2 separate regions of the Mus musculus genome follow, and region 2 is linked to region 1. A link is a loop called in an ENCODE intact Hi-C map of the cell type or tissue named here. Cell type or tissue: left cerebral cortex. All regions are shown on one strand. Each heading gives the region's core, and the rest is flanking DNA. Links, peaks and the distances in the headings are about the cores only. Region 1 holds the start of Gm35860 (a long non-coding RNA gene). Region 2 overlaps Col5a3 (collagen, type V, alpha 3).

The links. Hi-C counts contacts between places; a loop is a spot of excess contacts. Peaks named below come from ENCODE experiments on the same cell type or tissue, not always from the same donor. Only the 100,000 strongest peaks of a DNase experiment are listed, where the experiment ranks them.
Region 2: it touches region 1 in a loop (2.2-fold over the local background); 17 of 42 quality-filtered maps call a loop at or near these places.

Annotation. Positions count from the first base shown.
Region 1 is chr9:20,755,148-20,759,533 of GRCm38, reverse strand. Gm35860 (a long non-coding RNA gene) reads left to right here and starts at 408. Exons shown (of 3, transcript XR_379174.1): 1 at 408-498. In left cerebral cortex, for the core only: a CTCF peak has its summit at 2,314 (motif pointing right); a DNase peak (open chromatin) is centred at 2,323.
Region 2 is chr9:20,810,361-20,814,746 of GRCm38, reverse strand. The region is part of intron 1 of Col5a3 (collagen, type V, alpha 3); the gene reads left to right. Among named protein-coding and RNA genes, the nearest start is that of Col5a3, 2.5 kb to the left of the region's middle. In left cerebral cortex, for the core only: a CTCF peak has its summit at 1,912; a DNase peak (open chromatin) is centred at 2,219.

The DNA of each region.
Region 1 (4,386 bases), core at 72-4,071:
TTGTTTGTTTGCTTGCTTTGGTTTTTCTAAACAGGGTTTGTCTGTGTAGCCCTGGCTCTCCTGGAACTTACTCTGTAGACCAGGCTGGCCTTGAACTCACAGAGATCCTCCTGTCTCTGCCACCCTAGTGCTAGGACTAATGGCATGTGCCATCACTGCCAGACCTGTTGTTTTGTTTTCAGGACCGGGTCTCACATAGTTCAGGCTGGCCTCGAATTCACCACTGAGCTGAGGACCCTTGAACTCCTGATCCCCCCCCCCGCTTCCACCTCTGAGCTGGGGTGACAGGCATGCACTACCACACTCACTGTGACTGCCGGCGCTGTGGTGTTTGTACATCAGTTGCTTAAGATTCTGCCAGAGCAACTGGAGGCCCAGTTCCCATCTCTGTTACTGGGTCAAGGAGCGCATGCATGTGCCTGATGCTGGCAGGTCCCCAGTTCTCAGGCAGCAGTGGAAAGACACTGACAACTGACTGAAGGGAGGAAGAAGTCTGCGGTGAGCCCAAGGGTCTGGGTGAAACTCAGGCCTCCCTTGAGAGTTTCTCTGGGGACACAGATGGGGCCTGTTCTCCATGCTGTGGAGGCGGCTAGGCAGGGGGGATTGGGAGACTGATGTGGATGCTGTCTGGCAGGATCCTGAGGAGATGCCAGATGGGAGAAGTGAGGGAGCACTACCTCACCCTGGCGTGGACAGGCCCCACAGACACTCCTGCTACCTCCAAATCTGGAAAGGGCTGGAGCTGGGGCTGTGTTGGTAGAGTGCTTGCCTACCCTGAAAGCTCTGGGTCCCATCCCAGCACCATATAAACTAGATGTGGGGATGCACCTACCAGCCAGCACCTAAGCAGTGGAAGCAAGAGGACCAGGAGCTCAAGGCCATCCCCACAGGGTACTTGCAAGAAAACAAGGCACTAGGGCTGGGTATAGCGCAGGAGTACTGTGCATCTAGCATTCTTGAGGCTGGAGTTTCAGTCTTAGCATAGCAGGAAAGAGGGATGGGAGGGAGGAAAGAGAGGAGAGAGGAGGAGGAAGAGGAAGGGAGAAAAGAGAGAATACAGGAACTAAAGAGATGACTCAGCCATTAAAGCTACTTCAGAAGTTAAAGCTACTTCAGAGGTTAAAGCTACTTCAGAGGTTAAAGCTACTTGCCACTAAGGCTGACAACCCGAGTTCAATCCCTCACATAGTGAAAAAGAGAACCAACTCCTTCCTGTAAGTTATACACAAAATGATATACATGAAATAAATAAATGTGTGTGTGTGTGTAAGAGAGAGGGGAGAGAGAGAGAGAGAGAGAGAGAGAGAGAGAGAGAGAGAGAGAGAGAGAGAGAGAATGAGAATTCAAGGAAGAAAGGTGTGAAGGGACTTAGCTCAGGGTTGTTGATCTGGAGTCATACCAGAAGGTAGCTTAAATTAAAGGAGGAGGGCAGATGGTTGCTCACAGTCCTGAGGTCTCAGGCTGCACAAGGAGGAGTCTCTTTCTGCTGGAAGGATTCATGAATACTTCCTGGAAGGCAGAGGCAAGTTTTTATCTGGTTACATAGCAAGCAATAGGCAAGTCTGGGCTACAGGATGCTAGTCTTAAAACAAAACAACATCTTTAAAAACAATGTGTGTAAGAGGTGTTTTGTATGTGTGTTGAGTGTTTGTGTGTTGTGTACAATGTGTTATGTATGTTGTATTGGGTATGGTATGTTGAGTATTGGATATGTTGTGTTCTGTCTATGCTATGGTATATGTGATGTGTTTTGTGTAGTATTGTGTTGTCTGCTTTGTGTGTTGTGCTACATATGTGCTGTGCTGTGTGTGGTCTATGTTGTGTGCTGTGACTGTGGTGTGCGTGTCAGTGTAGGTGTGTGTACATGTCCACGCACGTGCATGCACATGTGGAGAGAGGCTGATGTTGCGTGTTTTCTCTATTCACTTGTGCTTTGTTTGTTTTTGAGTCAGGATCTCCCAATGAACTTGCTCATTGGCTCAGCTCTGCTGACTGGAGCTTCAGGGATCCATCTAACTCTGCCCAGATCCAAATAAGTGCAGAGATCAGAGGATCAATCTGCCTGCCTCCACCACACCCAGGTCTTCTCCTGGGTGCTGGGTGCCCTCATGCTAAAGGAGCAGGCTCTTTATCAAGTGGAACCCCACCCCACCCCACCCCAAACACATCTTCAGGGTTTATCTCTGGGAAGCAGGAGCCACACCAGGAGCTAGGGTGTGGTGGTGCTTTCCCCTCTCCCCTCACTAACGTTTAGATAGTGGAAGCTTGGCCTAGAGGTTAGTGGAACCTTTAAAAGGTGGGGCTTAGTGGAAGGTAATGCAACCACTAGGGGGCGCTGAGAGAAAGCTCAGTAAAGAGCACTGGCTACTCTTGAAGAGGACTTAGTAAGGGCATAGTGAGGTTATGGGATTCTTTCTCTCTGTCTCTGTCTCTGTCTCTGTCTCTCTCTGTGTGTGTGTTTTGAGACAGAGATTCTCTATGTACCTCTATCTCACTGTAGACCAGGCAGGTCCTGAACACACAAGGGTTCTACCAGCCTCTGCCTCCGAGTGCTGGGATGAAAAGCCAGCACCACCATGCACTCAAAGTGGATCATGCACAGATGAGGGTGGCTTCTGCACTCTCTGGCTCTCTGTCCTGCCTTGTGACTGACCTCTTTCCTACATGCCCACTACAAGCCCCCTACCCCACCCCCACCCACACCCCCTACTCCTCCATTCCCTTGCCCCCACTACCACCACCATGAGTGTCTATCTAGAGTCTAACAGATGCAAGTGCTCTGCCCTTGAACCTCCAGAGAGACTTCTGTTGGTGGTGGTGGTGTTTTTAAACCTTTTATGGATTCTTTGAGAATTTCACATCATGCACCCCGGTTCCACTCACTTCCCCAACCCTTCATATCTGACCTCCACCCTTGTGGAGGTCACCCCACAAAACAAAGTAAAAAATAAAAAATTAAACAAAACCCAAATCCATCTGCCATGGAAGCTGTGTCATAGTGCATCCCACAGTACACCCTTTCCACACCGCTTTGCTTGCAAATGTTCGTTACAATGAGTCATTGGTCTGGTTAAAGGTTTCTGGTTTCTGCTATGCTATCAATACTGGATCCTCACCAGGACTCCTCTCTGATATCCTGTTGCTGCCCGGTGTCATGGAGATCCTGCAGCTTTGGCTCTGCAGGACTGGCCTCTTCCTGCACTCCAGCAGTTCATCCATGGGGCAGATGTTGGGATGGGACAACTCAAAGTCCTGGATCTGGGCCTGGGTGGTGTCTGAGGTACCAGCCTGACAGCTCTCCCACACCCACACCACCAGGGTGAGCTCTCTTCCAGCACTGCCTGGGCTAGCTCACCTTATGCTGCAGCCAGCAAGACAGGGGCCAGCTCTCTTGGGGAATGCCATCAGGGCCAGCTAAACTCTGTGTGTGTGTGTGTGTCTTGTGTGTGTCTGTGTGTCTGTGTGTTTTTGTGTGTGTTTGGGGGTGTGTGTGTGCTCTCCAGAGTGTTACAATTGGTGAGGGGCAGATACAGTTCCTGGTTCTCATGACTGGGGGTCAGCTCTGGGGTGGGAGTGGGGATGGGGGTGGGGGAGCATCTCTCCTGTGCCCACACCACCTCATGGCAGACAAGTAGCCAGAGCTAGCTCACTATCACACCCTGGGGTCAGCTTGCTTGGCTCCCACCACCAGGGCCAGCTTTACTATGTTGCCCAGGCATGGTGCAGGGCCTGCTTTCTGAGTACAGCCTGGAAGGGGTGGGGCCAGATCTCCTGAGAGCCACAGCCAGTGGTGGGGGCAGCTCTCCACAGCCTCTGAATATTAGCTTGGTCCCTGGAGGCAGCCCAGACCAGGGACATCTGCATGGCCTTTGTTATAATATGAGCCACAGACATCAACACAGTCCCCTGCTGCTGTACAGCCATGGACCCAAATGTGGCCCTCAGTGGCAGCACAAGTTGGCACCATGGCCTTAGGTGGCAGGGCAGGCCACTCACAGCAGGCTGTTCCTCTCCACCCTCAATCTCCAGGTCCATGTCTCTTCTTAATGTTCAAACCATTCGGCTTCTCTTTCTCTCCCACATGTCTATCACTTACCTTAACATTGCAGTGGCTCCCACTGCGGTTACGTCACACCACGGGCAAGCCTTTGGGTGTCTTGCACACCAGAGCTGTGTGGCAGCGGCAGACCTATAGACCTCTGTTCTTTTAAATTAAAAAAAAAAGTGTGTATGTGTGTGTGCGCGCATGTGTGTACATTTGTCATGGCGCACATGCAGAGGTCAGGGGACAACCTGTAAAGTTGGTTTTCTTCTCCCACCGTGTGGGTTCTGGGACAGCAAGTGTTCAGGGAGTCTCATGTCTACTTGAATTGCTTCTGTTCTGAC
Region 2 (4,386 bases), core at 258-4,257, 55 kb before region 1:
AGCTCTAGCTGACAGATGCATGTGAGGAGGGAGATGTTGCCAGGAAAAGTGTGGGCAGTGTTTACAAGCTGGTGTGTGAAGATGAATGCTCCTTGGTATAGTGCAATCCCAACATTTAAGAGGCAGAGTTAGGTGGTTTGCACGGTCAAGACTTGTCTGGGCTACTTACTGAATTGAAGGGCATCTTGGGCTGCATAAGCAGACCCTGTCTCTAAAAAGGGCCAGGGTGAGTGTATGAGACATGGGACTGTAACTCGGTTGGAAATGGCTTTTCTAACACACACCAGGCTCTGGATTCCATTCTCAGCACAGTGGTGCATACCCACAACCCCAGGACTGGGACCATGAAAGCAGGAGCATAAAGAGTTAGGAGCCAGTCTGAACTACATAGAGAATTTGAGGCCAGCATGGGCTATATGAGAGCTTGCCTTTAAAAAACCGTATTTTAAGCTAGGCATTGTGGCACATGCCTTTAATCCCAGCATTCATGAGGCAGAGGCAGGCAAGTCTCTGTGAGTTCAAGGCTAGCTTGGTCTACAAAGTGAATCCAAGACATCCATGGCTGGCTACACTGTCTTAAACAAACAAACAAACAAACAAACAAGCACAAAACAACCCCTCCCCCACCAAAATCTTGGGTGTGATGGTTGACTGCGATGGCGTAAGTGTGGGTGACAGGGCAGTTCTTAGGAGGGTGTGAGAGGTCAGTGGGTCTGTGGGTCTGTGATTCTCTCCCTCCTTTCTCCTCTGTTGTATGAAACAGGGTCTCATGGGGCTCAGGCTGGCTTCACACTTACTATGGAATCCAGGCTGTACCTTTGAACTTCTAACCCTCCTCTATCCTCCGAGTGCTGGGACTGCAGATCGTGTGGTACCGGGGATGGAACTTGGGGCTTCCAGCATGCTAGGCTAGCATGCTCTCTACCAAGTTTCATCCCTAACCCCACTGAGATTATTTTTGAGAGTAATCATGTGTTACAGATGTGTTTATTTGTTTTTGGTTGGCTGTAGTTGGGATTTAGGGGTTTATATTATTGCCCACGGGACCATGAATGGCTGATTCTGAGGTTGGTGGTGAGTGGGATGGACAAATCAAGAATTCACAGTTTTCTTTTAAACATTACATCTCTGTCTCTCTGTCTCTGTCTCTGTCTCTCTCTGTCCCTCTGTCTCTGTCTGTCTCTGTCTCTGTCTCTGTCTCTGTGTCTGTCTCTGTCTCTGTCTCTGTCTCTGTCTCTGTCTCTGCCTCTGTCTCTGTCTCTCTCTCTGTACCCTTGTGCCACAGAGTGAGTGTGCAGGTCAGATGAACAACTAACTTATGAGGGTCAGTCTCTCCTTCTACCATGTAGGTCCCAGGAATCGAACTCAGGTCATTAGACTTTGCAGCAAGCAACCTGCTCCAGCCGTCTCACTGACCCACACAGTTCCCTTTTGCACTTCTCCCAAGGGCTTTACATTTTCCTCTCTTTGCCCGAAACTGGCTCCCACCCCTCCTTCCTCCTCCCCTCCCCCACCCCCTTCTCCCTAGAGCCACGGCATCAGCACCATGGACAGGGCCCACGGGAGGGCTGCATTGAGGGGCGAGGCGGGGTGCGGCACGAGGAGGGGTGGGGCTGAGCGCCCGCTGGAGCGGCCAAGTGGAAGTTTCATAGTACCCCAGCTGCAAGATCCTGGGGTGATTTTTCCTGAAGAATTTCTCAGGGCCCCCAAGGGGGTCCCCCAGGGCTAAGGGACTGGTGAGTCACCGCTGACGCATGCCCAGCTGTGAGCATGTGGCCTGATGCCTCAGCCACGCCTCTCAGGGTTCTCCGGGTGGCAATGGTGAGAGGACACGATGACTCTCCAAGTGATGGATGACCAGGGCATCTATGACCTAGATCACATCCCAGAAGGAAAGGAAGGTGCGTTCTGCCCCCAGAGGCCACATGCATACACTGACTCTACTTTCCCAATTTCTGCTGAGTCTGGGGAGGTTGCAGACCACGTGGGGAACTCCGTGTTGGCCTATGCCCCATTCCCACGCTCACACAACCTCAGGGTCATGCAACCTCAGGCATTCATTCAGAATACAACACCCCTGGGACTCCAGGAATGTGCAACTCATGGCCACACCCAGGCAACCCCATCTGCCACCCAGACAGGACCCTCCTGGGTTTTCAGCTTCTCACACATGCTTCTCTATGGCCCACAGACCGATGCTGTCATCTTCCACAAGCAGTCGCCCACTCAGTGACTTGGTCATATTTTCCCTTGCATTGCGTGGGAGAAATCTGGGGGTTAAAACCTCCATCTCCTGTTACACGCCTGGCCTGTGAAGTAAACGCCGTGGAGATCTTGCTGCCACTCCTGATGAACAATGGCATCAAATTTACATTTTTTCCTTCTTTTTTTACACTTCTTCATTGTGCATGTGTGCACATGTGGAAGTCAGACAACCTGAAGGAGCCAGTTCTCTCCTCTCAGCACGTGGGTTACTGGGCTCAAGCTAACATTATTGGACTAGGCAGCAGTGCCTTTACCTGCTGAGCCATCTTACCAATCCTGAAAACTTTCATCTAATTAACTGCCTATACCTCAACCAGTGGCAAGTCCTGTGCTTGCACATTTTCCTGCAATGACCCAGCTGCATCCCACCTGCCTCCCTCCACATCCTAGACCCCACCAAACATCTCCCTAGAGCCTTGACCAAGGCAGGGAGAGGGTGTGTATGTGGGGGAAGAGTTTGGGCAGCTTCTGACCCCTCCTGCGTGCCCCGCAGGCTCAATGGCTCTTGTGTATTTCTTGTTGTGGAACCGTGAGAGAGAAAGGGCAGTCAGCCATTGAAAGGTCACTGCCAAGAGGACTCAAGGCTGAAGCAAGAGTCTTCTGAGTTAGATGCCAGGGAGGACTTTTGAAATGGGAGTGAGCAGTGACCAAGGGAGCCCCCTTTTCCTACTGCATAGAAGCTGGGATCTACGTCAGGAGGGAGCTCAGTTGGTAAAGTATCCACCTAGCATGCACACATCCCTGTGTTCCATCCCAGCACTGCATAAATGGGGCATGGTGGAGCACGTCTGTCATCCCAGCACTCTGGAGGTGAACAACAGAGGGTTAAGAGTTCAAGACCTGCCTGATCTACAGTAGACCTTATCTTGAAAACAAAAACCATAAACTGAGCTGGGCAAAGTCCTTCTACCGGATGATGTTGTGGATCTAAATCTTCCCTGGGCTCCTAGTCCATAGGGAAAGCTGGGATGTCCTAACGGGATGACCTTGTGGTTAGCAGAGCCTGAGAGCCCAAACTCAGCCTCAGGGGTGGTGGGGAAATTGTAATCCAAATACTTCTTAATGACAGCCTGGCCACTGAAGAGACAGTTATAGATGGGGACAGGGAACGGGGAGAACAGATGGAGAGAGAGAATACCAAGAAAGCAAAATTGATTGTTGACTGATTTCAGACCTGAGCCATGGAGTGGGACAGAGAGAAGGTAGAATGGAGAGAGGTGAGGATACAGGGACCTGAACAGGACTCTACAAAGTTCAGAGGGTAAAGGGGGGTAGCTGGGATGGGGGCTGTCTTCATCCATGTCCCTTCCTCTCCAAGTCTAGTCCCCCAACCCAATTTTCAGTGGTGAGGTCAGCTGAGCTACTCTGAAGTGACGACCTGGCAGATTTAGCAGAACCTGGCTCTGCCAAGAGTCTGGGTCAGGGGGTTAGTGGGACAGTTTGCTAGGGGAAGGGACAGGCCAGGGGTTTTGGGCCCAGGGGAAGCCCTCACCCACCCTGCACAAACCATGTGGATTCAGTTAACACTGGCCAAGATGACTGGGTGGGGCTGCAAAGATGGCTTGGATTAGAGGTCTGTGAGATCAGACCTATTCTTTCTTTTCTGGGATGAGAGAGGGAGATCAGGGGGTTATCAGAAATAGATGATCAGAAGGTGATAAAAATGGTCCAGGTCAGATGGAGGAGGTCAGGGGGAGTTAGATGAGGAGTCAGATGGAGGAAGTCAGGGAGAGTTAGATGAAGGAATAAGAGGGAGAAGGCTGTGGGTCCTGGGAATCTCAGGGAGACGCCATGGAGCTGGGGATCAGAGGGAGGAGGCTATGAGGTCTAAGAAGAGTGTACCCCTGCACACCCCTTTCTCCTTTGTGGATTTTCCCTTGCAAGGGGGCTCCATGCCGGGAAGCTGCCCAAGGAACCAGTGTGGGGGTGTAGGGAGCAGGGAAGGCTTGGCTCTGGGGCTCCAGCCAGGAAGACTTGATTCATCCTAGAACTAGGTCAGCTTTTTTTTTCTCACCAAAAACTTAGGGGGAAAGAAACAACCAGTCAACAGACGGATGTACCAGCAACATCTGTGGGGCAGTGGGGGAGGTGCTGCTAGTCCCAGGCCACTCGCTTCCTCCT